Regions from separate parts of the Mus musculus genome. Here all the other regions are linked to region 1. The links are chromatin loops, found by intact Hi-C in ENCODE. Cell type or tissue: heart. All regions are shown on one strand. Each heading gives the region's core, and the rest is flanking DNA. Links, peaks and the distances in the headings are about the cores only. Region 1 overlaps Pacsin2 (protein kinase C and casein kinase substrate in neurons 2). Region 2 overlaps Ttll1 (tubulin tyrosine ligase-like 1). Region 3 holds the start of Pacsin2 (protein kinase C and casein kinase substrate in neurons 2). Region 4 has its middle 5.8 kb from the start of Pacsin2.

Evidence for each region. A loop is a pair of places that touch in the nucleus more often than their neighbours do. Peaks named below come from ENCODE experiments on the same cell type or tissue, not always from the same donor. Only the 100,000 strongest peaks of a DNase experiment are listed, where the experiment ranks them.
Region 2: a loop joins it to region 1, with 1.8 times the contacts of the local background. A loop is called at or near these places in 3 of 42 quality-filtered maps.
Region 3: a loop joins it to region 1, with 2.1 times the contacts of the local background. A loop is called at or near these places in 7 of 42 quality-filtered maps.
Region 4: a loop joins it to region 1, with 1.9 times the contacts of the local background. A loop is called at or near these places in 6 of 42 quality-filtered maps.

The regions. Positions count from the first base shown.
Region 1 is chr15:83,406,310-83,411,699 of GRCm38, forward strand. All of the region lies in intron 1 of Pacsin2 (protein kinase C and casein kinase substrate in neurons 2), which reads right to left. Among named protein-coding and RNA genes, the nearest start is that of Gm41368, 23 kb to the left of the region's middle. In heart, for the core only: a CTCF peak has its summit at 2,935; DNase peaks (open chromatin) are centred at 1,302, 2,178, 2,833 and 4,102; H3K27ac peaks cover 2,387 bases.
Region 2 is chr15:83,480,717-83,486,106 of GRCm38, forward strand. Ttll1 (tubulin tyrosine ligase-like 1) reads right to left here. Exons shown (of 12, transcript NM_178869.4): 12 at 3,053-3,597. The coding sequence ends at 3,468. Among named protein-coding and RNA genes, the nearest start is that of Gm52181, 5.4 kb to the left of the region's middle. In heart, for the core only: a CTCF peak has its summit at 3,001 (motif pointing left); no DNase peak of the experiment used is centred there.
Region 3 is chr15:83,461,677-83,467,066 of GRCm38, forward strand. Pacsin2 (protein kinase C and casein kinase substrate in neurons 2) reads right to left here and starts at 2,930. Exons shown (of 11, transcript NM_001159509.1): 1 at 2,783-2,930. In heart, for the core only: a CTCF peak has its summit at 3,403 (motif pointing left); DNase peaks (open chromatin) are centred at 2,995, 3,735 and 4,895; H3K4me3 peaks cover 2,404 bases; H3K27ac peaks cover 1,965 bases.
Region 4 is chr15:83,467,757-83,473,146 of GRCm38, forward strand. No RefSeq gene overlaps it. Among named protein-coding and RNA genes, the nearest start is that of Pacsin2, 5.8 kb to the left of the region's middle. In heart, for the core only: a CTCF peak has its summit at 1,851; DNase peaks (open chromatin) are centred at 1,835 and 3,855; H3K27ac peaks cover 689 bases.

The DNA of each region.
Region 1 (5,390 bases), core at 828-4,827:
TCCCCTCTATAAGCTCACATTTCAACACTTGGTTCCCAGTGTGGAACTGTTTGGGAAGGGCTAGGTGTGCCATTGTTGGAAAAGATCTGCCACTGGTGGGGAGCTCTGAGGTTTCAAAAGACTTCTTTGACTCCCAGTGTTCTCTCTGTGCTTCTAGTTGTGGATCTTCAAGATGTAAGCACTCAGCCTGGCATGGTGACATACCCTTTAATCCTAGTACCCAGGAGGTAGAGGACAACCTCTGTGAATTTAGCTCCAACCCAGTCTACATAGTGAGTTCCAGGAGCACCAGGATGCATAGTGATATATAACTAAGAACACCTATAGCTACAGAGAAACAGCTCTAAGGTAAGAGGACCAGGCACAGGACATAACCATACTCCAAAAGGGCTTCCAGATCAAAATCCTCTCTTGTCCAAACTCTGTCTCTTCTAATAGGGATACTAATACGAGAGCCATCCCTTATGGATGAGAACCAGCTATCAACAAGGACAGGTAAGTGGCACCCCAAAAGAGCCACACTTAACTCCATAGATTGATAGTCAAAGATTATCAAGGAAGTAACTAGAACAGCTGCCTGATGATGTCACATATGTATTTAGTTACTAAGCAATGGCTAAATTATGCTCCCACAGAAGGCTCTTATTCTAGAGGCAGCCATGTTTGTATCAAATTCAGCAAGCCTGCTTTAGCCAGGTATATAAGTCTTTTGTTCTACGTAGAAGTACGTGGTAAGAATATGGAGCTGCCGTGTTCTGCACACCTCTTAGAACCAACAGGTAGTCTATGCTAAGCCTATGCAGCAAGTTTCTTGATCCTCAAAACCTCTACACACATGTGCTCCTAATGTCACTTTACATGCAGGCAACTAAGTATCCAGGATTCAAACCACTGTTCCAGCACCTGCTGGTTGGATATAGCACCGTATCCTCCAGAGCTGTGCTGAAGGTCTGCTACTCAGCTGGTGTTCCAATCAGTCAGAGGACTCTGGTGACATCAACACATTAATTCCCCAAACTGCTTTTGCTCTAAGACTGAGAACATGATGACATCACTTGGAGGAAGGAGGTCACTGGGAACATGTTCTGGCCCTTTCTCTCTCTCTGGTTCGCTGCCCCTATGGAGATGAGCAGGATGGAAACCATGAGCCAAACCAAGCCTTTACTCCCAGTACACTGTTTTCTCAGACATCTGTCACAGTAGCAGGAGGGGTCGGGGAAGAGAAAGAGAAAAACAAAACCCTAACACAGTCACTCCACAATGCCCGCTGAATGTCCACCACCCTCCTCAGACTCAGTGTGCTGCAGGCCTGAAGGCCACTCCTTCAGAAGCAGAAGCTGTGGCTCTGGGGCTTCCCTGCTGACTGTGGTGGGAAAGCAGGCGCCCTCCTCATGACTCACAGCCCTCCTCTGTGGCACTAAGGGGCTCAAGTGGGCTTTAAGGTGTGGCTGAGTGGTAGACTGCAGGTCTAGGTTCAGGAGTGCATTGGAGATAACAGTTACTAAAGAACTCCAGAAAAGCACAAAAGCACAAAAAGCTATCACCGCTCTTTGTTAAAAACGGACTGGGTCTAGCATATGGTTTGTGAGTTCACACTCTGGTTCACACTCAGACAGTGACTCCTTCCTAAAGGAACTAAGCTCTAAAGCTTGAGCAGTGTTCTGGGTTCCGAGGACTCCCCGTGCTGCTGCCGAGGGATGAGAAGCCAGGGATCTCCATCCCGTCAGCGGGAGGAAGAGGGCACACACTACACATCAAGAGCTTCAATACAAGTTCCAGCAGCTGAGCGAGTGACTTGGGCGCACAGGACTCCCAGCTAAAGGCTCCTCCCTTATGGACCTCTTAGAGGCATGCAGGGCTTCTGCAGGCACTCAGTGAGCTGCCCATCACGCATGAGACAATGGACAGTGCCTCAGCCCAGCTCTTCCTAGAGGCCTCAACATCCCAGTTACATAAGTGGCAAGGACAGCATAGGCCACTGACAAAGCCAGCTTGAGGTATGAAGGGTTTGAGCTCATGGTTTGATGACACAATCCATCAGTGATGGAGATACCCCAGTCTGAGTCAGCTGGTCACACTGCATTCATAGCCCGGAGAGCAGAGATGGGACTCAACTAACTTCCTCCTTTTTATTTAGCCTAGGACCCACACCCATTGGACGTACTGCCCACATTTAGAGTAGGCCTTCCCTTCTCGGCTAAACCTGGATACGCCCTCACAGACTTGACTAGACGTATGTTTCCTAGGTGATTCTAAATCCAGTCCAGTTGATGGTACAATAAACATATAACCTGCCAGCAAGAAACTAATTAAAAAAGCCACATTGGTGGCCAATGCCTGACATCTCAGCACTTAGGAAGCTCAAGAGGCAAAAGGACTGCTGGGTTCAAGGCCGCCTGGGTTGCAGAACATGCCCTAGGCCATCTGAGCCACAGTGTGAGACCCTAAGGCCAGCACACAGTAAGCCCTCCTTAGACAGTTATTAAGCAATCCTGTTTAAGAGGCACTCCTTAGGAATCCAGGAGCAAGAATGTGGCAAGAGTGCCTAGGTTCCTACTTCTAGTGACTTTTCTAGCTGTACAATGTCACACGTGTCCCAGAGCCAGTCTTTTGCCAGCATGCAGAAGCTTAGAGGTTAACAGATGAGGCCACAGCTGCCCTTGGCCCCAGCTGGAGGCTGGCATAACCTCCTCCTACCATTTCAGGCCTGATAACAGGTATCAGGTACACAAAGGATGTGTTACATAAGACGTCTAGCTTCACTTTAATCCCTTTAGTTCATTCCAGAGGAAAAACCAAGAGGCCTTCCTGAGGCCTACAGGCTACTGCAGAAAGCACGGGGGTCCGAGAACTGTGCTTGCCTGTCTTCCCTGAAAGATGAGAGGAAGCTCTCCTCTGAAATCCCTGCCAAGCACTAGCCGCAGAGGGCAGCAGTGGTACACACACGGCCTTCCCAGGCCACTTTCTGTCCCATGGGTACACAAGCTTCTTTCTTACTCATTACCTGCACAGAATATTCTTCAGTCCCTAGGAAATGTCTGCCTCTTCCGAGTCACTGTGCAGCCCCAGGGTGAGGTGGGCAGCCAGCAGTCTTTAAATAAGTGTACACAGTTAGTCATTCATTCCACAAACATCTCCCACATACTAGCAACTGTCCTAAACTGCTAACAGTCTCTGTCCTCCTGGAGTTGATATTCTCCCTAGGATACCCTGCCATGCAGCTAAGTGACAGAGCCACACAGTGTGCTAAATTCTAGGACAGAGGAAATATAGGTGCTAGGGAAAGAAGTGTGAGGGACAGGGACTTGGTGAGATCAAGTATGTCCTCAGAAGACTCCAAAAGACGGGAAGTAGGGACAGGTACCTCTCAGTAAAGGGACAGGAGAGTGACGGGCCTGCTATGTACTAGGCTCAGGGAGGTCAGCACCAAAAGCTGCAGAGGGACCAATGGGATCTCACCTACAGGATGCACAGTAACTTGGACTGGACCTCTGCACTTAGCTTTTCAGAACTAAAACCACGCAGTAAGACATGCTATTTAAAACCAAGCATGGGGCACTTAAGAGCATTTACTGCTCTTGCAGGTGATGCCAGTTTGGTTCCCAGGATCCACGTCAGACAGCTCACAACCATCTGAACACCTAGCTCCAGGGGAATCCGATGTGTCTGGCCTCTTTGGGCACCTGTGCCTCATACACATGTCCCCTTTCACTCACACATACACTCACATAATTAAAAGTAAATCTTAAAAAAAAAAAAAACAAAGCCCAAGCTTGTATATTTTGTATCTGTCCTTAGCTCTGCACATTATCCAACCTCAATGTGAGAAGTTACCATCTATCCTGGGACCTGTTTCAGCTGCAAGTTTACCCTATGGATAAGCTCAGCCAGGAGAGCTAAGAGTTCACTGTGGGACTGTTCAGAAAAAAAAAAAACAACCCTGAAAACTCAGAGCTACTTTGGTGTCCATCAAATGCTGATACTGTAGCGGGGAGAAGTGACTCAGAGGCGTGAGTCTGGCACCAGGGAGGCTGAGGAAGTAGAACCGACAAGGTCAGCTTTCCCAACAGTAAACTCCTGTCTGAGAAAGGAAAGAAAGATGAGAAGAGACTTAAAAGGAGAAGAGGAAATACACTTGAAGCATGGGGCACCAGGCAGCCAGGACAAGGGCTGTGCAGAGATGGAACACAGGCAGCTGCGGGGCAGCATCATACGTGTCCTGCTGGACGGCAGCAACTGTGACCTCTCAAAGCTCATGGCTACACAGTCCTCACTCAGTCACATGTGCCCCTGGCATGGGGAGACTCTACTGTTAACAGCCTCCTGAGCTATTTGAAATGTCATCCAACCACACAGAATGCTTTTGAAAGAAATACCAAACCGGCAAAGACATTTTGTTTCCTGAATGATGCCATGTTGGGATGAAGGGTGGTCCCACATGGCCACATCCCAGGACAAGCCTCCCAGCTTCGAGAGAAATCAGCCCAGTGACCATGCATGCCCCTCCATGGCCTCCACAGCTCCAGCTCTGCTCGCTTCCCACCAAACTGTCAGTCCCCAAGCCTCGCCCTCCCACCCCACCCCCAGAGCACACAGCTCTGACCAAGTGGGTACTCTACTGCCACTGCACTGTAGGTACAGCCAGTTCACGCCTCCTGTCTGCCATGCCCTTCCTGCACTACAGACCTGGGTGAGGCAGGCAGTATCCTAGCCTCAAACTCCCACTCAAAACCACTTTCAATGTCTAACACCTTTTTGTATTTTGTCTGTCTGTCTGCCTGCCTGCCTATCAACAGGGTCTCTCTACATAGCCCTAGCTCTCCTGAAACTCTGTAGATTAGGTTAGCCTCAAACTCACAGAGTTCCATCTACCTCTGCTTCCTGAGTGTTAGGATTAAAGGCTACACCACCACACCACAAATGGGAACTCCGAGGGCGTGGGTCTGTATCACTGCCCTCTTTTCTTCACGGCCTTCTCTGTAGCATCCACGTTTCTTTGGATACCTCACTCTGCTAAAACTTGTCAGACATTTTAGGGGGGGGGGCTGAAGTCTGAGTGACTTTGAATCAGGGAGATGAGATCCACAGAAGGAAACTATTTGAAGAGGTTTTAACTCCAGTGGCTAAAATTACTTTATCAATACACCTGTCCCCTTCCCATTTTATTCTATGTTCTTTTCTTCAAGTCCTTCTAAAGGCTGAAAGAGAGCCCAGCACTACCATATTCATCACAAGTGGGTTCAGCGGCTCAACAACAATGAAAAGCTCAGGCTCTGCTCCCTCCAACCACACAGGCACCCTCCAGCCCAGCTGAGGCCCTCTGCTGCCAGCTTCAGTGTGTGTCCACTCAGTCCCTTAGGAAGAAGGACAGGGGTCCTGCATCTCTTGAG
Region 2 (5,390 bases), core at 1,391-5,390, 75 kb after region 1:
AAAAAGCCTGTTAGACCCGTGTAGTCCCAAGACAAATGGTTACAGAGACTCAGGTACCAGAGGAGGGAGGCAGAGTGAGGGGGCTATCTCAGGGTCTAGGGGCCACAGCTCAAGCACCTTGCTGATGGGGAAGCAGGTAGACAGTAGATTAATCCTGGAATAGTTCACAAATGTCAGAAGTCATGCAAATAATCAGACACTCATCCAGATCTTGGGACCCACCCATTATAAGGGGAAAGTAACAGACTGTCATCCGGGACAGTCCCAAAGAGGGTGAGCACTTGAGCCCTGGGCTGGACAGTAAGCAGTACTGTTTCCCAGCTAATGGTTCCTCATGACCTGTTCTGACACCATGGGCTTCCTCCTGGCGTGTGTTCTGGAAGTTTGCAGAGGAAACATCTGCCGGAGAATATATCACCACAACAGTTTGCCTCTTACACATATCTATTCAGCACGGTCTCACACACACTAGCCACCGAGTCACCAACAAATCACCTATTGCTTATTCAAAATGGTGGAGCATCCTCCATCCTTCCACGGGTCAGCCTGCATGACCCGGGACCTCCCCCTCTTCCAGACCTCCAGACTGTAAGGACCACATAGGTCTAGAACTGCCAAAGCTTAGTGGGCGTCATCTACCCATTCACGGGTAGGGCAGAGGTGGGGCCATGAGCCATGCAACTCACTGTCTCAGGAGCAGGGCACATTGGAGCCAAACCACAGGAATGAGTGACATGAACCAGTTATAGCCTGCGTGTGCCCCTTGTTCCTTCTGAGGAAAATACAGCTAACCCCCATTCTGCAGTTGGGAGTCTGAGACGGGGTCTAGCCATGTAGCTCAGGTTGGCCTTGACCTTGTGTAGCTCAGGCTGACTTTGAACACATGCCAATTATCCTGCCCTAACCTCCTAACCGTGGAATTCCAGCCACATGTCACCGAATGCAAATGAGGACATGGCCATTCCGAGATGTGGTTGATGAGAAGGGGTGAGCACAGCCAGAGGGAGAGAGAGTCCAGAGCAAGGAGAGAAAGTAGTGGACTGAACTTGGCCGGTAGACTGAACGGGGCCACGAGGGGCGGGGGACAACTGAGAGAGGAAGAGGAGAGATGCGTGTGTTTGTTGGGGGCGGGGGACCAAGAGGACAAGGACAGTGTTTGGCTTAATGGCAGGGTTATATAGGAAAGAGAAGCTGGGAGGGAGTGGGGGAGGGGGTGGGGGTGGAGTGAAGCCCCTGGGTTGGAGAGGTTTAGGGTAGGGGTTGGGTGAGAAGAGCTGAGAGGAGCCACAGGTATTAAGTGAGCCTGACCACCCGGTGTGTGTGCTTTGGTGTGCTAACAGGAACCACAGTTAGTCATTTGTCCTGAGTTTCTTTGGGACCCAACAGTCACCACACCAGAATCTCTAATTTTATACTGTAAGAAACCAAAGTCCTGTGAGCCAATGGGACCACCCAGATCACAGCTAATAAGCACAGGTCTGTGTCCAGTCACCAACACACAGCACCTAAGTGGCCCACGGTACAGTGTCCTGCCTAACTGGAAAGTCACACAGGAAAATTGCCTGCCCCAACTGCAGCCTTTGCAGATCCTGATTGAACCCGCTGCATGACTGTGCCTCTCCTCTGACACGGCACCAGGCACACCAGGAGGACCTTTCCTTTACTAGCAGCGACATGATAAAAGCATGCATATTGGGTATGGAGACAAGGATTCACATAAGGTGAAATCTACTCTTGTCCTGCACAGCTAGACACAGGGGACAGGGCTGGGGCTAGGGCAGCTGGGGCTGGGGCTGGGGCTAGGGCTAGGGAGGCTGGGGCTGGGGCTAGAGCTAGGGCGGCTGGGGCTAGAGCTAGGGCGGCTGGGGATGGGGCTAGGGCTAGGGTGGTGTCAGGTGTGACTGTCAGAGAATCCCACTTGTGCTGGGTGGTGGTGGTGCATACCTTTAATCCCAGCAGATCAGCTTGGTCTACACAGCAAGTTCCAGGATAGCCATGGCTACATAGAGAAACCCTGTCTCGAAAGACTTAAAAAACAAAACAAACACTTCCCCATTTTCAAGCAGGGCTTATGTAGGTGGCAGCTGGTCCCCACATACTTTTCTGAGCCCCTGGTGTCCAGGGAGTTCCTTGTGAACTGCTGCAGGCTGCCAGCCAGCAGTGCCTACAAAGCCTGAGTCACAGCAACCTCCCCTTGGGATCTGTACCTGCTTCACTGGACCAGCCTCATCTCCAAACCAAAGTGACAGACACTGGTCCCCAGGAGCACAGCAGCAGGGGCCTTGTAAAGATAAACGCCTGTCTGCTCTGACAACGCCAGAGGGAACGAAACAAAGTGACTCCAGGAAACACATGACATTTCATCTTTTTGAAACACATCATGGTTGTTTAACCCTTTTAAAAATGCAACGTTGAATGAATATGAACACATTTTAAGGAGTTGCATCATGGCTAGGCAGTGGGGGCGCACGCCTTTCATCCCAGCACTCGGGAGGCAGAGGCAGGTGGATCTTTGAGTTCAAGGCCAGCCTGGTCTACAGAGTGAGTTCCAGTTCAGCCAGGGCTATACAGAGAAACCCTGTCTTGAAAAACCAAAATAGATAGATAGATAGATAGGTAGGTAGATAGATAGACAGACAGACAGAAAGACAGAGAGAGAGAGAGAGAGAGAGAGAGAGAGAGAGACAGACACAGAGAGAAACAGAAGAAGAGGAGAAGGAAGAAGAATGAGGAGGAGGAAGAGGAGGAAGGGGGAAGAGGAAGGGAGGGGAGGAGGAAGAAGAGGAGAGGAAAAGGAGGAGGGAAAGGGAGGGGGAGGAGGAGGGGAGGGGAGGAGGAGGAGGGAGGAGGAATAGAAGCTGCAGCAGCAGCTTCATCAGGGGCTGGAGAGATGACTCACATTTACAGACACTGCTCTCGCAGACAGAGGTTTTAGTTCCCAACCCTACTTTGACGAGCCTGTAACCCCAGCTCTGGGTAATCTGGTGCCCCCTCCTGGTTTCCTTGGGTCACACACATGGGACACACACACAAATAATAAGATAAAGTCAGATGTGGTGGCACACACCTTTAATCCCAGCACTTGGGAGGCAGAGGCAGGTAGATCTCTGTGAGTTCTAGGCCAGCCTGGTCTACATGGCAAGTTCCAGGCCATCCAGAGGTACCTATCTCAAAAATAATAAATCTTTAAAAAAGGAAGTTCCATCACATACCGAAGCTGTTGTTTTTGTGTGTGCATGTGTGCGTGCGTGCGTGCGTGCGTGTGTGTGTGTGTGTGTGCATGTGTGCACTTGCAAGTGCTTGAGCCCCAGTGATGTGGACTCCTCCACCTTGCATTGAGTCTTTATTTACAAGGCCTGCTCAGGAAAGCACTCTGGAAAACTGAAATTCCAAAACGGGTGTTTAGCAGGGACTGGGTGGAGCGACTGTGGGAAGGTCCAAGCTGGGGTCCTTCTTCTCGCTGCTGGTCACTTCCAGGTTGTGAGGACACTTCTTCCTGAGTCTCTCGAGCGGCCTGCTCTGGGCCCCACTGGCTGGCCTGGGCGGTTTCTAAGCTCTCGTTCAGCCCCGTCACCCTGGGCCAGCTCCTCGTCATACCTGAAACAGATCACTGGAGAATCACTGGGAGGCCTTGTTCAGGGGCGGCAGTGACACAGTGGCCACTGGGCTGCTGCAGAACAAACACGTCACTAGAAGGAGCCACCTAGCTCCAGATTCTGGCATCCCGCTTCCCTCTCCAGCCCACATGTCACATGAGACCACGGAGCCTTCGAGAGAAACCCAGCTAAACGGTCACTGTAGACAGTCCGCCCATCCTAGACAGACGCCATTTTAACGGGCTCCGGGCAGGATTTGGCACTGGTCTTGGGAGAGTAGTGAATGAGAAACTAGTCAGCCTGGGGGCTGGGGAGATGGCTCAGTGGGTAAGAGCACTGACTGCTCTTCCAAAGGTCCTGAGTTCAAATCTCAGCAACCACATGGTGGCTCACAACCACCCGTAATGAGATCTAATGCTCTCTTCTGGAACGTCTGAAGTCAGCTACAGACGTTCATATTTTTTTTTTAGGATTTATTTTTTATTATCATATATAATATGTATATTATATATGATAATAATCATATATAATATGTATATTATATATGATATATTATATATGATATTATATGTATATTATATATGATAATAAAAAATATATATAAAAAATAAAAAATAAAAAATAAAAAATATATATGATATATTATATATGATAAATCCTAAAAAAAAAAAAAAGGAGAAACTAGTCAGCCAGCCCAGGAGGGTGGTCAGGGAGACAGCTCTTGCCTGCAAACACTTCACACACCCTGTGGGGTAGGGCTAACCCCATTTCAGACAGGGAACCCAGTGTTAGTGGATGGCAGAAAAGGGCCTGATGGCTGTACTCAGCCTGAGGCGGTGCTGAGGAACACCTTGGACCTCACGTCTGAAGAACCAGATATAGTCCTGTGTCCTGCAGCTCTTGCTACCAGGAATAGATCCTGCAAAGGGAACTGCCTCTCCTCTCCACGGCTTCCTTCCACTCTGCCCCAAGCTCAGGTATGCAGAGACGGGGTTAACATCAGGCCTCCTGATTCCTAAGCCAAGTCACTGAGCTGTGAGAAGTGCATTTCTGGGCACTTAAGTATGTTTTGAACCTCAGCGTATTTTTTTACTGGGGCGAGGTTTGTTCGTTATATGGAAGTCAAAGAACAACTTGCAGGGGTCAGCTTTCTCCTTCTACCATGTGGGTCCTGGGGACAGAGCTTAGGCCACCAGGTTTGGTGGGAGTCACCTTTACTTGCTGAGCCCACATGCTGGCCTGGCAGACGCCATGCAGGAAGAGCAGCAGTGGGCAAGTGCGCTCCCAGGAGACGGCCCCTGCCATCTTGCTTGGCTGCAATGGGTGTGCTCTGCTGAAGCACGGCCCCAGAGACTGTCTCAGGGTTGCTTCTTGCTGTTGATGTGCTTTCTCATGTTAGTCACTGCCATAGTCCCCGTTTATGTGGCCTCGTGTGAGTGGACACCGGGAGACCCTCACGGCCTAGAGCCCGATGTGATTACTTCCTGGGTGATTAGCCCACCCTCTTGGGCAAACTTCAGATCAACATGAAGATGAACTTTCATGAATTAATGACTTTATAGAATTCCTGATGTTGGCATTTAGTCTAGGGGAACAGCCAAGTGTGCCTTCCTCATTCTCTGGCTCTTGCTCCCACTCCTCACCCCCCCTCCCCATTCTGCTCCCCACCCCCCTCCACATGCTCATGGCCAGCCTCCAAAACCTCTCTCTAAGCTCTTAACTCCCTCCCCATGCCCTGAATAAACTCTATTCGATACTATACCGTTCATGTGACTAGTCCCTCATGGGGAAGGG
Region 3 (5,390 bases), core at 933-4,932, 55 kb after region 1:
TAGTGCTCTTAACTGGTGAGCCACCTCTAGTTCCCTTTTGTTTTTTTCTGTAACCTTTTTCAGAGGAGAACATTTATAGGATTTGAGTGTTTTGGGCAGTCCAAACTGGCCTCAGACCAGAGATTTCCCTGTCTCAGCCTCCCAAAGGGTAGAATTACAGGCAAGTGCACAGTGGGAGAACTACTCTGTGTGTGCACCTGTGTGCAAGTGCAGGACAGAGTTTGATGACTGTCCACTTTATTTTGCATTAGAGTTCTTAATTTTATGCCATGGCCATTTGCCTGTATGTATGTATGTAAGTGCACCGTGTACAAACATGCCTGGTGCCTCAGAGGTTAGCAGAGGACACAGGATCCCCTGAGACTGCAGTTACAGGTGGTTGTGGTACCACGTGGGTGCTGTGACTCAAACCCAGATCCTCTGTAAGGATCTTACAGCTCTTAGCCACTGAGCCATGCCCCGTCCTCACCTTATTTTTTGCTGGGGGTTCAAGCGCAGGTCCTTAGGTTTGCACATCAGGTGCTTCACTGACTGAGCATCTCCCAGCCCCGGGAGACCTGTCCTTGTTAAGATGGCCTCTAGTCAGCAGACAGCACAGCCATCTGGATATTAAAATTCGGGGGCAGGGGGAGGAAATAAATCCCCAAAGAGCCATTCCAAAGACCACCAGCCACCGTTGAGATCCATCGGGGACAAGTTCAGGCCCATTTAGACATCGGGTCTACTTTCAGGTGTGAGGAGGGTGTGCAGAGGCCTTAAAGGACTCTGCCCCTAGTATACAAATCGACTGCATACCTCAGCCCTGCCTCCCTCTGCTGCCTTCAGGTATGCAGCTGTAGCTCCCAACTGGAAAAAAACTGAGCAGGCACTTCGGCCCATGTGAACATGATTATTACCTACATAATCTAAAGGGTGGCTTCCAGGAAGCCAGGTACAATGGGATGGTAGATAAGGCAGGCCAGAGTCAGCTGAGCGGTTGGTTTCAGGTGAAGCTGGCCATAGAGCACTCACGTATGCTTCACACGATGCCACAACAGTTAGCAATTTTATTACTGTTATTTGATAGTCCATAACATCCGTAACAACCGAGTGATGACCCCCCCCCTTTCAGAACCAGGAAGCCTAAGAATCAGGCCTTAACCCATCAGCATGGACTTTCAGGTAAAAGAAAAGAATAAAAAGATTAAGGGTGGCCAGGTACGGTGTAATACACCTTCAATCTCAGCCCTCAAGAGGCAGGGGCAGGCAGATCTCTGAAAAGTCCAAGCCAACCTGGCCTACTCAGTGAGACCCTGCGTCCAAAACAAACCCCTTAAAACTAAGGGCAACCCCCTATCTTCCCCCTAGAAATGCCTGGCCATTAGAAACCTGTACTGGCACTGAGGACTACGGAAAAGCCAATGGCACCTCTCTCTACCAGACAACATGGAAACTTAGATGTGTTTCTTACATACACACACTTTTACACTAATTATTATGGTTGGAAATAACAAACCCTAGCTCCCCAAACAGCATGAACTAAAATACCATTTCTAGTCCAATGAGTCTTTAAAAATCCTGCACAGAGAGAGCAGATCTAATCAGTCAGCTACTCCTCTGTGCTCAGCTACTTTCCCAAGTAATAAATATCCATCAGCCCAATGATCAGTTTCTTTAAAGCCTCTAAACTGCACACATCACACAAGTTTTTCATGTAGTGGCCTCACGGCTAAAGTAGCATAGCTTCACCAAGGAGACTGCCAAACTCTACAGTTCAGTGTAAATGCACAGACTAGAGTGTTCCAGGAAAGTCAGGAGAACCCCCAACTACGCTAACTCTCAAATCCGGACTTCTGTGGAAAAGTGAATCTGAGCGCCCAGGGACGGAAGAGGGAGGCTAACACAGAACCCAGTTCACCTGGCTGATCCCTTCACCAGGGGCTCCAAGCTGACAATCCCAGAGGTGCAAGACCAGAACTTAAGCAAAGTGGAAAACCTGCAGGGGGTAGGAAGGTGTGAGCTCACGTCCACAACTCGGGATTAAATAGATTTACATCAGGACAGTGCAGAAGTGTTTTTGCTAAACCGCTAATGAGTAGCCCTGGAGACTGTCAGCAACCTACTCCCCCTTCATCACTAAACCTAAGGACAGCTGCGGTCAAGGGAAGCCGACAAGGGCCAGGGATGGTGCACACAGCCCGGACCAAAACTATCTTCCCTCAAGGGGCCAACAAGAACGCAGCACCCCTGGGGCGTGTCTACTTCCAGGTCTAACCTCTAAGGCCTTGAGATCCCTAGCCAGCTCCTCTGGATCCACTCCTGGAAAAAAAGAAAAGTGGACCTTCTCAGAGGGGGTCCGCAAGCCTGGGGTCTTTGGGAAGAGAAGAGAACGCGGCTCTAGAGCCCCCACGGGAGGTAGGAGGGAATTGACGATTCGGATCCACTGAGTCTCGAAAACTATGAAAGTCAAAAAGGACAGCATGCAGCCTTTCCTGTCTCGCCTCACACCCCTAGTTCGTGTTCACCGGTCAGGCTTGGCTCTCACCACGGCGGTCACAGAGTGTGGGGAGGACGGAAATGGAAGGCAAGAGTCTGCAAAGCGCCCCATGAGTGCGTCCGCGTGGGACTCGTCCGCTCCGGCCGCCCTTCGGGCCTCCCGGGCTCCGCCCGCCGGCGCGTGGCCCCCCGCGCGCGGACTAGAAGTTTCGAGCGGCGCGGCCCCGCGCGCTCGGCCCCAGCGCGGCCTGACAGGGGTAGGCGCGGCCACCGACCCGTGTCCCAACCGTCGCGGCGCACCCCTCACCTCGGCCGCCGTTCGCCTCGGGTCCCACTGAGCACGCCGCCCCGGCCGGGCTGCGACTCCGACCCCTTCCCGTTCCGCTCCAACCGAGCTCCCCGGCCCTGCCCAGACCCGCCGCAGCCGCTTCTGCCGCCAGCCGCGACCGCGCCGCCCCCGCCGCGCCCGCTGTGCTCGCCCTATTGGTTGCCTGCATCCAGACCCCGCCCTTCGGCCCAGCGGCGCTCCAGATTGGATAGTCTAAAGCGGAGGCGGCACGCCCCCCCAGAAGCTAAAGGAACTACCTTGGGCTAGCATTAGCGGCCTTTCCTGTCAGTCAAACGAGGAGCTACTACTTAAGCCGCTGAGAGGCCAACACGGGTCACTCCCTGGGAGACGCCCAAAGGACCGGGACTAAAGGACTTTTTTTTAAAGTGGGCCAGAGTTTTGTGGTTTCCCTAGCACCCAGAACAACTGCGGTCCCTGATCTATAATTCAGATAAGGTGGACTTTGAGAAAGTTTCCTCGGATCTGGAGAAATTGCTACTTTTCTAGAGGACCCGGATTCCATTCCAAGTACCTAGTACGTAGAGGCTTACCCTGATCTGAAATTCCAGTTGGAGGGTTATCTGTCTGACGCCCTCTTCTGGCCTTTGTTGGTACCAGGCACGCACGAGGTACAGACATGCTAACACTCATACACACAATTTTTTTTTTTTTTTAAAGAAAGTTTCCTCCAAGCCAGGGATGGTGGCGCACGCGTTTAATCCCAGCACTCAGGAGGCAGAGGCAGGTGGATCTCTGCGTTCATGGCCACTGTGGTCTACATAGTGTGTTACAGGCTAACCAAAAACACAAAAAAGAAGAGGAAGTGGGGTGGAGAGACTTCCCTCCAGAGGATGCCGATATGGCCATCAGAGCACCAGACAATATACAGACTTTCTGCTTCTCACATAGCGCTGCCAGATAGGAGGTTGGCCCTATGAGCAAAGAGAAATAATGAGCCAAAACGGCTAATACCTCGCTGAGCACTACCTCACACAGTCCCGGCCAGGAGGACAGTAAGCGATGCGTGGGTGAGGGTCTGAGAAACTGACAGCAGGTAACTTTCTGGGAACTGTATGGAGTAAAGAGTAAATGGTGGCAGACAGTGGCTAGTGTCTGTAATCCCAGTACTCAAGAGGCGGATACAGGAGAATGGCTGAGAGCTCCAGGCAGCCTACGCAACCGAGTAATTGGAAGAAAGAAAGAAAAAAAGGTAAGGTCAGCCTGGAATATATAGTAAGACCCTGCCTCAACCTCCCTGCAAACAAAACAAAACAGAAAAGGCAGATGTAGTAGGTAGCACTTGGAAGGTAGAACAGGAGGGTCAGGAGTTCAAGGTCATCCCCAGCTACACAGGAAGTCCAGTTTTCAGGCTGGACATAGTGGTACCTGCCTGTAATCTCAGCATTTAGGAGGTAGAGGCAGAAAGATCAGGAATTCACAGTCATCCTCAACTGCATAGAGAGTTCAGGTCAGCCTAAGCTATATGAGACCTTGCCCCTCCCCCACCCAGAAAATATAAAATAACCTCCCCCACTCATATCCTTACAGTGACCAACATTTTCAATATGTATTTATTTATGTATTTATTTAATTACCCAGAGGCTAGCTGTATTGCCTGTAAAATACCCTTTTAACAATGATGTCTGTGACTCCTTCAAGAAAAAAAAAATCATCTCAGTAATTCCAATGTCTAGAAGTAGAGATAGCCAGGCATGGTGGTACATGCCTTTAATCCCAGCTCTCAGGAGGCAGAGGCTGGCAGAGCTCTGTGAGTTCAAGTCCAGCCTGGTTTGCATAGTGAGATTCAGGACAGCCAAGGCTACATATCCAGACTCTGTCTCAACAAAACAAAACAAAAGAATACAAGGTGGGGGGGAGCAGCTGGCAAGTGTTCGGTGAACCTAGCAAAGACAAGGGGCAACAATATCAAACACAGTGACATTTTTACTGTCCCAAGGTGGATAGAATATGACAGAGAGCAAAGACCTCCCAGAAAGCAATGAGCTCTACAGGGAGAAAGAAAGGGGTTCCTCTCCACTGGAGCACTTCAGGCATGCAAGAATCGAGGAGATATGGTAGGGAGGGTTGCTTGGCAGCAAATGGCCACTCCACCCTGCAAGTTCCTTCCCTTCTTTGGGGCTTGATTTTCTCCACTTTAAAACAGAAGTCCAGGAAAGACCAGGACTAGTGAGCCTGCCGGGCTCTCAGGGTGGCCAGTGGCTGCTGACCTTGTCTCAGGGTCTCTCTCGTCGATGAAACTGCTTCCACTTGTATTTATTTTCCTTATTTATTTTGTTTGAGGCAGGGTCTCACTACAGACCAGGCTGGCTTCAAACTCACAAGAGACCTACCTCCTATGTGCTGGAAGTGAAAGGCTTGCACTACCAAGCTCCACTAAGCTTTCATTTCTCAGTTGGGATTAGCATGCAGGAGAGACGGTTCTGTGGGTAAAGTACTTATGGCACCAACATGAAGACCCGAGTTCCGATTCCCAGAAACCGGGTAAAAAGCTAGAGTAGCATGCATGTATAATGCAAATGCTGGGGGGAGTTTCTAGCCAGGCAGCCTAACTGACAGGAAAAGTTCC
Region 4 (5,390 bases), core at 19-4,018, 61 kb after region 1:
CTCCTTCCACCTTGTAGGGCCCAGGGATCAAACTCAGGTCATCAGACTAGAGAGTAAGCACTTTTATTTGCTGAGACATCTCACTGCCTTCTGACAGACAACTAAGGCAAACTGTCCGTAGCTGCCTGAACTGGCCAGGACTCACCAGATAGCCAAGGGTGACCTTGAACTCCTGATTCTCCTGCCTCAATCTCCCAGGAGCTGGGATTGCAAAAAGTCTTACAGGTGTGTCTGTCCTACATTTCTACTGTTTCTCCTGCCTCCCACTACTTCAGGGCATAGATCCTGGTGGAAACTCTAACTTCTACTAAGTGGAAAACCCATGTGGAAGGTCTGTAGCACAGGACTACCATTTGTGCCAAGTTGGACCAAGTGAAATTTGAATGAAGACCCAATAAGGCCCAGACTTGATTTGATGAAAGTTACAAAAATAAGTTCCCCGTGGAGCTGGCCATGGTGGTGCGCACCTTAACCTGACCAACCACTCAGGTAGAGGCAGGAGGAACAAGAGTTCAAAACCACCCTGAACTCAGCCAGACTCTAACTCCACACAACAGCAGTCATATGCGGTAGTGCAAGCCTAATTTCCTGTATTTGGGAGGCAGAGGCAGGAGGATGAAGAAAGCCACTTGATCTACACATGACCCTATCTTTTTTTTTTTTTTTCAAGACAGGGTTTCTCTGTCTAGCCCTGGCTGTCCTGGAACTCACTCTGTAGACCAGGCTGGCCTCAAACTCAGAAATCTGCCTGCCTCTGCCTCCCAAGTGCTGGGATTAAAGGCGTGAGCCACCATGCCCGGCTCACATGACCCTATCTTAAAATGTTCTGCTTTGTTTGGCTTTCAGACAGAGCTTCCCTGTGTAGCCTTGGTTGTCCAGGAACTCTATCTGTAGATCAGGCTGGCTTCAAACTCACAGAGATCTGCCTGCCTCTGCCTCCTGAGTCCTGGAATTAAAGGCTTGCACTGCAACTATCCTGCTCTATCTTCTGGCCTCTAAGGGCACACACACACACACACACACACACACACACACACACACACTTATAAAAGTTTGGAACATTCTCACATTCTTTCACTGCAATCAAAGATGCTCTTTGGACCATGGGCTATGGAGCCTGCAAGTTGTAAAATGACACTTGGGATTCAGAAAGGAATCTGTGTTGGCAGGACACCCTCCTTCTCCTGTGTAGCTCCTTATCAACCACCCCTGCCAGAGCTCTGATTTTAAGCATCATTGTTTTCAACCCCCCAGGTGGAGGCTGTGGTCCTTTGTCAGGCACCTCCAAGTAACTGTTGCCATGGCAATAGCAACTGGAGGAAGGCCAGGTGTGCACTCTCCTATCTACTCTTCCATCTCCCATATATTTTATAACGATACCTTAGAGATGGTACCTTAGAGATACCCTAGAGAAGGAAGGCAGGAACGGGGAAGAAGAGAGTAAGAGAAAAATGCCCAGTAAGCCCATGGCCCAAGAGTTTAGCGGACATTCTGGGACAAAGGTGAATTTCAAAGCCTCCCCCATCATTTCTCTAAGTCAGAAGACTGGGCAAGCCTGCCTGTCACTCCTCAGCCTCTGCAGGCTTGTCTGATTGGAGAATGAGGATAGCTGGCCCTCCCTCGGAATGGCTGTAGAAAGCAGTTCTGCCTATATGGGAAGTGTTTAGTGTCATGAGCACCAGGCAGTGAAGGCTTGCTCCACCAGCGCTGGGTGCCAGCCCATGCCAGGATGCATCTATGCCTCAGAGCTGCCTCCTGGCCTGAATAGAATGGAAGGGGTGGGGAGAAACAAGCAGCTGAGGTCCCCGCCTCCCTTTCTTCCTAAGAGTGGACAGAACTGGCCTGGCTCAGCCAGCACCACCTGTCTGCTGCTGTCTGTCACCACAGACAGATGCCATCCATGTCCTCTTCCTCCAGCGTGCCTGTCCTGCCCTGTCATCCACATTCTCAGATGACCCGCCCAGGTTCCCTTCTGACCCTCACGTCATCTCCCTTGGGGGAGCCTCCACCCTAGCTGGGACTACTTAGCACCCACATTCTATCTCAGACAGCCCTGTGGGGGCAGCAAGCAGGTGAGGCCAACTCCAGTCCAAGTTTAGGCAACTCTGCATTCATGAATGCTTGACTGTGGCACCCACTTCTGTTTCCCTCGGGATCTGCCGGAGATAATGGACCTGGGTCAGGGAGATGGCTCAGGAGTAAAGTGTGTTGCCCCATCCACCTGCAGACCTCAGTTTGGTTTCCCAGAACAAGCTGGACATAGAAGAGCATCTGCAATCCCAGTGCTCCTAGAGGGACATGGGAGGCAGACACAAGAGAGTGCCTAGAGGTGCTCAGGCCAGCTAGCCTGGGAAACACACTACACACACACACACACACACACACACACACACACATCACAGATACATATACATACACATACCACAGACATACTCACACATACATGCACACACATATCCCACATACACACAACACAGAAAGATTCTTTTTAATGGGGGCTGAGGGTGTGGCTCAGTCAGTAGACTGTTTGCCTAGTACACACAAAGCCCAAGTTCAGTCCTCAGAACCACAGACGCCAGGCGTGGTCCCCCACTCCTGTAACCCCAGCATTTAGAAGGCAGAAGCAGGAGGATCACAAGTTCAAGAGTATCCTTGGATAAATACCAAGTTTAAGGTAAGGCCAGCCTGGGGTACATGAAACCTACCTCAAAGCAGGGGGTGGGGAGGGGGAGGAAAGAAAGGGGAAAGAAGAGAACAAGGAGAAGATGCTGCCAACAAGGATAGCGGGCCCAAGGAGGATGGGAGATACCCATGGGTTTCAATCACGTGACCTAGAGCTGTGTCCCACCCAGTATGCTCATAATCACATGATGGTGGGTTTCTCTCTTCCTCCCGAGGCCTGTGTGCAGTGAATGTCACTCAGTGGTTAAGAGCACCTGGTGCTTTTGTAGGAGTCCTGGGCTGGCTTCCCAGCATCCACACAGTGGCTTATAACCATTCGTAACTCAGTTCACGGGAATCCAACATCCTCTTCCGACCTCCAAAGGCATCAGGCATCTTACTCGATGCACCTGCACACCGGTGGGGTGAGCAAAACACACGCATAAAAATAAATTTATTAGAAAAAAAGAAAACAAAGCACAGAATAAGATTTCATGCCCCAAATGCCACTATTGGGCAGTCAGGGACAGAGAGTGGCCAGAGGATGATATGTTGAACATTTGGAATCCAGAGCCACAAAGTGCAAAGGTGACAGAGGGGACCTATGGTCCTACCAAGCTGAGGCAGTCAGGCCTGGGGAAGTCAGGAGAGCTGCGCCAGGTCCTCCAGCCAGTAGTCAGGGACCCCTTTCAAACTTGCCTCCACCTCTCAATTTCTCCAATGTTCTTTCCCCTCTCCCCTTGGAACTAAATTCAACAGACACAGGGTAGGTAGGTTCCTTGCTACACAACCTCACCTCCCAACATCCCCTGCTAGATGGGGCAGCAGGAAAGAAGATAGGAGCCGGGCGGGAAAGAGACACCTGAGCAGGGCACATCAGGTCCTGAGAGACCCCAGAGTAGGTCCTCAGAGATAAGCAGAATTGGGAAGGTGCCTGAAGGTCAGTCAGTAATGGGAATGTGTGTGGTTGGAGTGGTAACACAAGATCATCCTTCCAGGGTAAGGCCAAGGCTAGGGAGGCCAGAAGGGCCCAAATCCAGCAAGGTGATCTCAGCCTTCTTCCTCTAGGCATATGGATCTCAGAAGCTCCCAGGTGGCCGGGGGTTGGGGTGGACAGAGGAGCAGGCCAACTCCCCCCCACCCCCATCCCCGAACCCAGCTGTCCCTTGGCAGACTGGACGCACCCTTCCTGTTGTGACACTTCTATTTTCTGTGCAACTGGTTCCAGCCCTGGCTCCAGTTTCAGATTGCAGCACGTGCACTCATTAAGGCTGATGGGAGTATCATGTGGGCAGCAGAGAGAGCCAAGCCTGGCCTGGCTAATCACAGGTCAGAGCATTCCAGCAGTGTGCCCAGACAGCTAACTACCCAGTGCCAGACCCTGCCAAGGACCGCCTGGGAACCAGGCACTAACACGACAGCCCCCACAGTCAGAAATTCCCACAACGCAACTGACATTCCTTATCCAAGCCCCACAAAAGGGAGGCTGAACTTAGCCAGCTCTGCCCTACTCTCTAAGAGCCTCCTATCCCATTGCTAAGCATGACCAAAGTCTCCTGCCCCAGCACAGCCATCCAAATGATCCTTTGGGAACTGTCTGTTCATGTTGCTTGTGACCGGGTTGCATAGCCCCTAAGAATTCCATGATGGGGATTCAACTAAAGCTCTTGCATACCTGCGATGGCTGAGGCCTTTGGGGAGGGAAGAAGGCCTGCACTCCTCTCCTCTGATCTCCATCACCAGCATCCATCACTGAGATCTCAGGTCGGTGGGCACAGAGGTGATTTTCCTCATGTCTGCACTCACTCCTCCCCTCTGCCCCTCTCGCCACCATCTCTCACTTAGATCGTAAGTCAGTGTGGGCACAGTTGTTACAAATGACTGATCAACACTAGTATATCGCTACTAACTGAAGTTCACAGCACACAGTAGGGGTTATGCTCTGTGTTGTTTTCCATGGGGTTTGACCAATTCCTGGGCCTACCCTTATCCTACAGAGTCCTGCAACTACCCTAAAAATCTTCACTCTGTGTTCACAACTATAATCCCAGCACTGGGGAGGCAGAGGCAGGAGGATCATGGGTCTCAGCAAAGCCTGGGCTACATAGGAAGAACTTTTTTTTTTTTTTCAGAAACAGTTTTTAAAGTAAAATTGAGAATTAAAACACAGGCATGAGGCAGTGCATTCCTCTAATCAGTCCTAACACTTAGGAGATAAAAGCAGGCACAATAGGAGTCCAAAGTCACCCTTAGCCACATAGTAAGTTCAAAACTACTTTGAACTATGTAAGAGCCTGTCTCAAAGCCAAAACCAAACAAACAAAATCCCCAAAAACCAACCAACCAAAACCAAAAATCCTAAGGTGGACCAGCAAGACGGCCCAGTGGGTAAAGGCTACTGTGTGTGCTACCTAGTTTTATATCAATCTGACACATGCTAAAGTCATATGAGGGGAGGGAACCTCCATTGAAAAAAGGCCTCCATAAGATCCAGTTGTAAGGCATTTTCTTAATTAGTGATCGATGGGGGAGGGCCCAGCCCATAGTAGGTGGGGCCATCCTCAGGATGGTGGGTCCTGGGTGCCTTAAGAAAGCAGGCTGAGCTGGGCGGTGGTGGTGCATGCCTTTAATCCCAGCACTTGGGAGGCAGAGGCAGGCAGATTTCTGAGTTCGAGGCCAGCCTGGTCTACAAAGTGAGTTCCAGGACAGCCAGGGCTATACAGAGAAAC